Linked DNA regions of Homo sapiens: region 1 is linked to region 2. The links are chromatin loops, found by intact Hi-C in ENCODE. Cell type or tissue: OCI-LY7. All regions are shown on one strand. Links, peaks and the distances in the headings refer to the core of each region. The heading gives the core; the rest is flanking DNA.

Region 1 (5,301 bases), core at 1-5,000, 100 kb after region 2:
TATGTAACACTGAGGCCTTGTGTCAGAACTTCTTTAGGCAACAGACAGAATCACTGCTGCAGCTACTCACCCCTGCATACATCACAAAGAAGAGGGGAGAATGGAAAGATCTCATTACCACACTTGCTAAAAAGTAGCTATTGAAGTATATTTGCGACTTTTGAAGGCTCCTCTTTCTGCCCTTCCCCATTTGTTGGATGGCTGCAATCTCAGTGCCTGAGGGAAGATGCCTAGTAGAGGAAAGCTTAATACTCTTTTTCCTGAAAGAATATCATCCTCTGCATTATCCCCATGGAACGTTTCACTTTAACCCTGACTGGGGAGCAATATGTTCTGTGAAAATATCTTGAAATTGTACACCAAAACCTTACAACCAACTTATTTGAACATTTATTACACACAGGGTTTACGTAAGACTTTTCTTATTGGTATATAATTAATTTCCTTTGGTCTCCCTTATCCACATTGGCTTATTCTGGAGGAAAAGCAGTGATCTGTAAAACAAATCAAGAATATATTAAATCTAGAGGAATGCAGAGAAGAAAACTATAAAACAGAACCAAAAACTTGTTGCACAGCCTACATAATTAAGAGATCAACTGGCTGGAAGCAGATCAAGGCCTAACTTCATTCAAGACCTAAATATTATGAGACTCAGTTATTCGGTTTTATGTGACATCTCTTCCATTCACCATGCACAGGCTTTTCCAGCTATCTATATAATGTTTGCAAATATTTGATAAAGATGATGTTACCCTATCTTCCTCCATCTGATTCCTGGAATGCTTGAAGAAAGGGGAAATCTTGAGTAACCTCATTAAAATTAATGTCTGGTGGACCTCTCAGTTTGCTCACTGATTGGGTAGACTTGCTACTCTGGATTAATAACTGCTTTTCTCTGCCTTGTCTATTAGCCATGCACACACTTCCTCCTTATATCCAAAGTTCTTTGGTTCTAAAATTCATAGTTGATACCTTCCCAAGGTTACCTGTTGTTTCAGATAAACATTTGTTCTTCCTGATAGTTATAGGTTTTCCTCTCTGTCCTTAATTCTGGCAGAATTGTTTTTAGTTATGTCATGGTAATTTCAGGATGATTTTTGTATCTGAAACTTAACAGACTTAGAGTTGGTTTGTTTTTTAAATATAAAGGAAGAAAAGTGACCTTTCTCAGCCCTTTTACTTAATTAAAAATGCAGGGAATGTAATTTGTAAAATGTGGAACCAAGAGTAGAACGAAATACTATCCCTCCAGAAGCACTGATGTGTTTCAGTTGTTTCAAATAGTAAACAACCAGATGACATGTTAGGTACACAAATTAATTCTATTCCTAATGAGAATTAGATTGCAAGGCCTATGAGACTTGAAAACCAAAGATGAGCTTCAGCCATGAAACTTATTTCAGCTACCTCCCCAGCCTAACCCTGCCCCCAGCCCTCATGGCCCAAAATAACCTCACCACTCAGTGACCACAGAGAAAGTAACTTGGTTCCTTTTAGCCGAGAAGGGAAAACACAGTAAGGGTAAATAAGTACAGGTTACATAGCAGGCCTGAGTGAGCAGGAGCTGAAACTAAAAGTCAAAGAGAAAGCTATCAAAAAAAGTTTCCATTTCAAGTCGGTACATTTTGGATAAAAACCAGTCCTAATGGAAGATGGGGCTAGGAAAAAGATTAGGAACTGGCAGTCATCCATAGAGGTGAAATACAGAGGGAGGGACAGCAAGAGAAGTGACAAAGGTCACTGATGATAGGCCACAAGTGTAGATAAAGATAAGAAAACAATGTTATTTCAGTGACTGTTGACTTAGGCAGCTAATCTAGACTATTAAAGTCAAATCCTCTCTGGGAAAAGTTATCTTTCTGACAATGCAAAGTATGTTTATTTAAATATCAGAGTATCTTCAATCTGAGAATTAAAGCATATGAAAGCAATCTTTCCTAACTCCCTACGATTCATCTTATAAGTAAATTTATAAGTAAATTTTTAAACTACACTAGTCTTTTAAATATATATAGAAAAATATATATACACACGTATAGACATGTATATGTAATCTATCTACATATATATAAAAAATGCATTTTCCAAATGCATTAGCCTGATTGGACTGTGCCACAGATTAGTGTCCTCCTATGAAATTTTGAGTATGTCATTTGTAAATGTTAGCATTATAAATTGCAGGAGAATTTAAGAATTGACTTGTATTTCACTGGATACTATAGTACCCGGTAAGTTACACACCTGCTTGACCACATACCATTCATGTTACATGACACAAAATAGGAAAAAATCTTTTGCTGGTATTGCGTTCCCTTCTCTCTTAGAGTCAAAAGGATCTATTCTGCAAAATTAATCAAAATATTCAAAAGGAAGGCAGGTTTTTCAAAACTGGGCTAAGCAATTATCAAACTGAACTAACCTGCTTTCAGATATCCTGTTGTATTGCCCGGTAAGTATAGTCACACTTGTCCAACCCGTGTCTCAATATGGAATTCAGAAAAGTTACCATATATAAACCCAGCTATAAATGGTTGTAGAAAATATAAGTATCAGTGGGTTTCCTATGTAATAGTGTTTAAAACACAAATATTTCAACCATTTGGCAAGGTATATGTTGAAGTTCACAAGCGCTGGTCCTAACCAGATCAGATAAAGTGGATTATGTTTCTGATATGTACCTAATTATTTTGACTATACTATAATTTTACAATATGCATATTGACCGTATGTTTTAATAACACATTCCATTGAAATGACCAAGTAGAATTTCTCAGTTACATGGGGCAGGCCGGGCGCAATGGCTCATGCCTGTAATCCCAGGACTTTGGGAGGCCAAGGCAGGCAGATCACCTGAGGTCAGGAGTTCAAGACCAGCCTGGCCAACATGGCGAAACCCCGTCTCTACTAAAAATACAAAAATTAGCCGGGCATGGTAGGTGGGCGCCTGTAATCCCAGCTACTCAGCAGGCTGAGGCAGGAGAATCACTTGAACCTGGGAGGCGGAGGTTGCAGTGAGCTGAGATTGTGCCACTGCACTCCAGCCTAGGCAACAGAGCGAGACTCTTATCTCAAAAAAAAAAAAAAAAGTATTTACAGAAATGTACATGCTATGGTGTTAGAGCATGAATGTCAAATCCAGGGTCTGTCAGATTCAGTAGTCTCATCTACAAAATAAACCTTGTTTTCCTTCTGTCCTACTCAGTTCCATTTTAAGACTAACAACAAGTTTGAAAACTTAGTTTTATATTGCTATGCAGCTAAACAGCTGTGTAAAAAATGGCTGATAATTACTGTTATGTACAAAAGAGAAACTTATTCAAGGATGGTGAATAGCAACAACTAACCTTTTTATCACTCTGTAATGTGCAGGGTACTTTATGCACACATATTACACAAGTACCTTGCATATTATATATGCATCATTATATATATTACCATATATATAAAGTAACTTGTACATTTTTGAGGTTCTATAGAAATATATAATCTCATTAATTCTTATGTTCTCATGTTTCAACAGGTACTGTTATTCTCATTTTATAAATAAACTCAGAAGCTCAGTCACGTGGCCTCCATCTCGTCTCACACTTTTTCCACCTATTCCTTTCTCCCTGTCCTAGAAAATGGCAAGAACTTCACACTTGAACATTTTAAATGTAGTCTAGCCTCAGTTTCTAAATTTCATATATTCAGCTGGTATGTTACAGAAACTAATAGTGAGAAATTGTCATCTGAATTAACTGCTAGGCAGCAGGACCTATATAACTGGCTTGGTTTTATATATTAAGTCATATCTGGATCAGCTCCTTATACTGCTCTGCTGGTTTAGGGCACCTTAAAAGCCCTACATTGGCCGGGCGCAGTGGCTCACGCCTGTAGTCCCAGCACTTTGGGAGGCCGAGGCGAGCAGATCACGAGGTCGGGAGATCCAGACCATCCTGGCTAACATGGTGAAACCCTGTCTCTACGAAAAATACAAAAAGAAGTTAGCTGGGTGTGGTGGTGGGCACCTTGTAGTCCCACCTACTCGGGAGGTTGAGACAGGAGAATGGCGTGAACCCGGGAGGCGGAGCTTGCAGTGAGCTGAGATCGTGCCATTGCACTCCAGCCTGGGCAACAGAGCGAGACTCCATCATCTCAAAAAAAAAAAAAAAAAACCCTACATTTTATGTCCTGTGTTAAATTACCTTTAATATTACATGTATATGAAAGACGGGAAGTTGAACAAGAGCAGCAGCGTGGGGAATCTCCAAAAAAGAGGGCTTAAAGGAATTGCATCAAATAAATGGGACTAAGCAAAGATGCCCTGCACAATAGTGGCAAAATTGGTCACTAAGTTCCAATATGAGGCTGAAATTCCACTTTGAGATGGAGTCTCACTCTGTCGCCCAGGCTGGAGTTCAGTGGTGTGATCTTGGCTCTCTGCAACATCCGCCTCCAGGGCTCAACCAGTTCTCCTGCCTCAGCCTCCTGAGTAGCTGGGACTACAGGTGCCCGCCATCACACCCAGCTAATTTTTGTATTTTCAGTAGAGATGGGATTTCTCCACATTGGCCAGGCTGGTCTTGAACTCCAGGCCTCAAGTGATCTGCCCACCTCAGCCTCCCAAAGTGCTGGGATTAGAGGCGTGAACCACCGTGCCTGGCGGAAAAATCAAGTTCTGAATACACTTAAATTTTCTTATGTAGGGAAAAACTAACATCTCAGAGTGTCAAACGAAGTGATAGTCGTCTTCAGTGTCAGCAGTAGGGAAGAATTATCATTACTCTGGAAAAAATCTTACATCCTGCAGTTTGCATTAAAAGACAAAGGCTGTTTCCGGGATCTTTGTCCTCCGTGTACCAAAACCAAGCAACTTGTATTTAGAAGAAAACCCTTTCTCCATGATGCAGGCTCAGGCAAGGTTTTCTACAGTAGGCTTTGCTTCCCTAGCCAGCTCCTGCTTCAGCTCCTCACAGCTGCTATCTCAGTCTTCATTCCTCAAACCTGGACAATGCTCACCTCCACCCTCACTCCTACTTTAGAGAGAAAATAGAAGCTGTCAGACATGAACTCCTTCAACTTCCCTGACGCCAGGTCTACAAGCCTACCTATATCTGCCCGTTTTGGCACCTTCTTCACTTATTTCTATTACAGAGTGACCTCAGAGCTAAGGCTAACCCTCCATCTGCACAGGGATATCCTGCAAACAATTTACACACATCATCACCATCAGTTTCTCTCTATTGCCTCCTTTCCATCAGCATTTAAGTGTGTAAAATCTCCCCTACCTTTACTGTTTATTTTATTTTATTTTGT
Region 2 (5,721 bases), core at 415-5,414:
AATCTGGTCTCTCCATCACCCTAGGCTTGTGGACCACAAATCACAACCTCATCCACTGCATGGACACAGGAATATGTCAGAACATAGCCCTGCCTGGGCCATCAAGCTCCAAATAGTCATCCAACTAGGAGCCTCGGACAACGGCCACTTTTGCTGGGAGCCCGTAGATAGGCCTCTAGGAAGATCTGACTGCTGTTTTTCCAAAACAGTGCCCCGTCAGCAGGAGGCAGTTAAAATTGGTCTTCATCCTCATCCTTATCCTTATTCTAATGGCACTTAGATGCACTTCTTTAGAGGGGAGAATGAGACAGGCAAGTAACAAAAGGTTCCAGGAGAATCTCCAACTGACCTGCATACCAGGAAGACAGGGTGAAGACTTGTGAAGTCTATGCCATTTGCAGGGGGGAGGAGCCTGGCCTCTCCTGTTTCTGTGTGAAGACTTGGGATCAAATTAGTGAGGTGAACAGCCTGTTAGGAGGACCTCATCTCACTTTCCTGAATTGTTTTTCCTTTTCATTCATTAATTTTACTCCTCACCCTTCTATGTGTCTGCGAGCCTAATCTTTCCTGGTCGTGTGACAAGAACCCAGTATTTTCCGTTTTTTTGAGACGGAGTCTCGCTCTGTTGACCAGACTGGAGTGCAATGGCATGATATTGGCTCACTGCAACCTTTGCCTCCCGAAGAACCCGGTATTTTCTACAACAATATTTTATACATTTCTTTCTACAATGATTATATAATTATGGCTTACCAGCAGGAAACAAAAAAATAAAGAATAAGTCACAAAAAAAGAAATCAAAAGGGAAATTATCAAATGTTTTAAACTAAATAAAAATGAAAACACAATATGTCAGAATTTGTGGGATAGCAGTACAAGCAGTACCTAGGAAAGAATTTACAGCACTAAATAAATATATTAGAAAAGAATGATCTAAAATCAATGACCTCAGAGATCATACTAAAAACTTTAAAAGCTTGTAATTCTAGCACTTTGGGAAGCCAAAGCAGGTGGATCGCTTGAGCCTGGGAGCTCAAGACCAGCCTGGGCAACATGGTAAAACTCCATCTCTACAAAAAATACAAAAATTAGCCAGGTGTGGTGGTACATGCCTATAATCCCACCTATTTGGGAGGCTGAGGTGGGAGAATTGCTTAAGCCAGGGAGGTTGAGGCTCCCATTTATTTGCAGGGTTTTATGGCTACAGCATATTCTTCACTCATTGCACACATGACAGACACCTGTACATCTTCACCTGCGTTGTATTTTCCTTGTATTTATTTGCCTAGTTCACTTTCTGGCAGTTTAAGATCCTCAGGAACTTCATCAGCTTCTGTCGGCAGGGAAAGGCAACTATCTTGAATGCATATCAGTTGATAATCATGTCTCTGAATATTTGGAACATCCACGTTGTGAACAGAAGGACAAATATCTTCTTCTTCTTTTTTTCCCATGAAAACAGCAATTCCAACAAGGTGAACCTTGGCATGACCAAGTTTTCCAGTTTTGGAAGTTAACATCTTCACTATTTTGCATGGTTGTCCTTTGAACATCATGAAGTCACTTTTCCGCAAGGTTGAGCACTGCATAGGGTGAGTGCTGGAAGCCCCAGCATCTCCAGTAGTTAAATCAATTTCGTACACCATGGTGAGCTGGGGAGATGGTAGTTTTTCCGTGGGAACTTTCAGCAGGCAAAGAGCTCCTTTCACCTGCGTACCTGCACAGGTCCCCTACAGCTGCAGAGCCGGTGGCAGCGGTGGCAGCCACAGCAGTTGCCAATAAGGGAATATTATATAAAACTTTATGAGAATAAATATGATAACTTAGATTAAGCAAGTTTCTTGAAAGACACAAACTACCAAAGCTTACTAAAAAAAAAAAAACAGTAATAATAATAATCACATGAATAACTCTATATCTACTTTTAAAATTGAAACCTTGTTTAAAATTCTCCCATAAAAAACACCAGGTCCAGATGGTTTCATTAATGAATTCCAACACTGACAGTAAAAAAAAAAAAAACCAGTTCTACACAACTCTTCCAAAAATACGAGGAGAAAAGACTTCCCAATTCATCCTATGAGACTTGATAATTCTATCAATGCAAAAGATTGAATGCAAAAAAAAAAGACATTAAAGAAAACAATGTTAGGCATGATGGTGCAAGATAGAATGCAAAAAAAAAAAAAAAAAGACATTCAGGAAAACAATGTTAGGCATGATGGTGCATGCCTATAATCTCAACTATTTGGAAGGCTGAAGCAGGAGAACCATTGAAGCCCAGGAGATTGAGACCAGCCTGGGCAACACTGTGGGATCCACTCTCAAAAAAAATTTTTTTAATGAGAAAGAAAACAATGTCCCTCATGATGTAATTCACATTAACAAAGTTTAAAATATAATCATCTCAATAAGACACAGAAATAACACTTGACAGAATGAATTTTGACATCCATTCCTGAAAAAAAGCTCTAAACAAGCTAGGAACAGAAGGGATCAAGCTCAATGTGACAGAGAATTTACAAAAAACCAACAGCTATCATTATAACTTAATGGCTAAAGACTAAATGTTTTCCCCTAAGATCAGAAACGAGACAAGGATGTTGCTTTCAACCACCTCTACTCAACATTATACTGGAGTAGCCAGTGAAATCAAGCAAGAAAAAAAAAAAAAGACATCCAAACTGGAAAGTAAGAAAAACTTTTTATTCACAGACATGACTGACTATATGAAAAATCCAATGGAATCTATAAAAAAGCTGTTGCAGGGGTGGGCAGGTGTGGTGACTCATGCCTGTTATCCCAGCACTTTAGGAGGCCAAGACAGGAGAATCACTTGAGCTCAGGAGTTCAGGACCAGCCCGCCTAGGCAACATAGTGAGACCTCGTCTCTACTAAAAATTAAAAAAAAACACAGCCGAGCACAGCAACACAGGCTGATAGTGCCAGCTACTCAGGAGGCTAACGTGAGAGGATCACTCGAGCCTGGAGATCGAGGCTGCAGTGAGCTATGATGACACCACTACACTCCAGCCTGGGCAATAGAGGGAGACCTTGTCTCAAAAAACAAACAAAAAAAAAAGGTTAATGGCACTAATATTTAAGTCTAGCCAGGTTGCAGAAGATAAGGTCAACGTGTAACTATCAACTGTATATCTATATACTAGCAACAAACAATTGAAAATTGTAGAACACCATTTATAATAACATCCTCAAAAATATTGAGAGATAAATCTTACCAAAGATGTAAAAGACCTGTACACTAATAACTATAAAATACTGCCAAGAGAAATTAAAGAACTTAATAAAAAGTTAAACACATACTTATCATCTGATCTAGTCATTACATTGCTAGATATTTACTGAAGAGAAAAAAATGCATATGTCTACATAAACTTGAATGTAATAGCCAAAAATTAAAAACAACCCATATATCCATCAATGAGTGAACAGATCTAAAAAATTGTGATATCCCATGGAATACTATTACCTTAGCAACAAAAAGGAATGTATTATCGACATATGCAACAACATGGATAAATCTCAAAATAATTATACCAAGTGGGAGAAGCCAAATATAAAAGGGTACATACTATGTGGTTCCATTTATATAAAATGGTAGAAAATGCATACTAATCTACAGTGACAGAAAGCACTTAACTGGTTTCCCATATATGGGTGGGCTGAGAGGAGCGTGAAAGAGGGATTACAAAGAGGTATGAGGAAACTCTGGGGATAATGGATATGTTCTTGACTGTGGTGGTGGTTTCATGGGTATATACATGTCAAAGTTTATCATGTTATACACTTTAAATATACGCAGTTTACTGTATTTCAATTATACCTACAAAATATCTTTTAAAAAGACAACAAAGTAATATTACCTTTTCCTTTCAGGTCTAAAACAAACACTATATTCCCTTTCCTTTTTTTTTTTTTTTTTTAAATTGGCAAGCAAAAACCGCATATATTTATGGTGTATAACATGATGTTTTCATATATGTCTGCAGTGTAGAATGGCAAAATCAACCTACTTAATGTATGCATTACCTCACAATACTTATCATTTTTTGTAATGAGACTAATTAAAATCTTCTCTTGGAAATGTTCACGTATAGGCTGGGGGCGATGGCTCATGCCTGTAATCCCAGCACTTTGGGAAGCCAAGGCAGGTGGATCACCTGAGGTTGGGAGTTCAAGACCAGCCTGACCAACATGGAGAAACCCCTACTCTACTAAAAATACAAAATTAGCTGGGTGTGGTGGCACATGCCTGTAATCCCAGCTACTCAGGAGGCCGAGGCAGGAGAATCCCTTGAACCTGGGAGGCAGAGGCTGCGGTGAGCCGAGACCGCACCATTGCACTCCAGCCTGGCAAGAAGAGCAAAATTGTCTCAAAAAAAAAAAAAAAGAAATTTTCAAGTATATAATGTATTGTTACTTACCACAGTCATCATGAAGTACAATAGATCCCTTGACCTTATTCCTCCTATATAACTAAAAAATTTGTGTCCTACAACCAACATCTCTCCAATCCTCACAGCCTTTAGTAACTACCACTTTGCTCTGTTTCTATGCATTCAACTTTTTCAAATTCCACATATAAGTGAGACTGTGGAGTACTTGTCCTTCTGTATTATCTTTCCTTTTGACATTGGATGGTATTACTTGTAAAACATCCCACAACTAAACATTTTTCCCATATTCTCTACATTATTACAAGTTTCGATGCTAGGCACAGCTGTTAAGCTTGCAGAAATACAAATATATCAGCAAAAATATTTTCACCAACCATCACAATGCAGTTAGACACGACCTGACTCTGCTTTCTCCCCTTATAGGGGGATATACAATGACTACAGTCATCTCTTTCTTTGCATCATTAATGACCCAAAGACATTCTCTTTAAAAAAAAAAAATTACCACTGTCACACTCTTCAATCTTCCACACCACCTTTTTTGCGTTCCCATCTTCCAGGTCCTCTTGGTTACTAAAAATAATGTCTACACTTCTATTTAGTTTTACTTCATCTTCTCACATCTATCAAATATTTTTTAAAGATATGTTTAAGAATAGGAACAGTATTTTTCTTTCTTTTTTTTTAAATTGCTGCTCCTTGTAGAGCAGGGCTACGCTGCAGGCAGTGTGCCCAGAATAGCAAGAACAGTATTTCTATAGCTTCTCAGCCTTTTGGCTAAGATCAAGTACAGTTATGTTTTTATAGTTTAATATCTGAAATGTCTTCTATCCAAAGACAATTTTTTTTTTTTTTGAGATGGATTTTCGCTCTTGTTGCCCAGGCTAGAGTGCAATGGCATGATCTCAGCTCACCACAACCTCTGCCTCCCAGGTTCAAACAATTCTCCTGCCTCAGCCTCCCGAGTAGCTAGGATTACAGGCATGCACCACCACGCCTGGCTAATTTTTTTTGTATTTTTAGTAGAGACAGGTTTCTCCATGTTGGTCAGGCTGGTCTGGAACTCCTGACCTCAGGTGATCCACCCACCTAGGCCTCCCAAAGTGCTGGGATTACAGGCATGAGCCATTGCGCCCAGCCCTAAATGAGTTTTTGGAGCTGGGAGATGGAACAGTATCTTGCTTGATCTACTCCACACATCGACCTGGTATTGCAGTACCTCCAGGAATGGTACACCCCCCCACCTCAAAGGATAAAAATCAAAATTAAAATCAAAAATAAGATTTCTATATATTTACCTCAA

The links. A loop is a pair of places that touch in the nucleus more often than their neighbours do. Peaks named below come from ENCODE experiments on the same cell type or tissue, not always from the same donor. Only the 100,000 strongest peaks of a DNase experiment are listed, where the experiment ranks them.
Region 1: it touches region 2 in a loop (2.8-fold over the local background); 11 of 110 quality-filtered maps call a loop at or near these places.

The regions. Positions count from the first base shown.
Region 1 is chr15:72,140,126-72,145,426 of GRCh38, forward strand. SENP8 (SUMO peptidase family member, NEDD8 specific) reads left to right here. Exons shown (of 2, transcript NM_145204.4): 2 at 1-3,567. The coding sequence ends at 137. Among named protein-coding and RNA genes, the nearest start is that of SENP8, 24 kb to the left of the region's middle. RefSeq lists an enhancer at 1,648-1,737. In OCI-LY7, for the core only: no CTCF peak of the experiment used is centred there; no DNase peak of the experiment used is centred there; H3K27ac peaks cover 840 bases.
Region 2 is chr15:72,040,008-72,045,728 of GRCh38, forward strand. It overlaps MYO9A (myosin IXA), which reads right to left. Exons shown (of 42, transcript NM_006901.4): 2 at 5,717-5,721. It also overlaps the pseudogene EIF5A2P1 and the pseudogene RNU2-65P. Among named protein-coding and RNA genes, the nearest start is that of MYO9A-AS1, 49 kb to the left of the region's middle. In OCI-LY7, for the core only: CTCF peaks have their summits at 3,055 and 3,254; no DNase peak of the experiment used is centred there.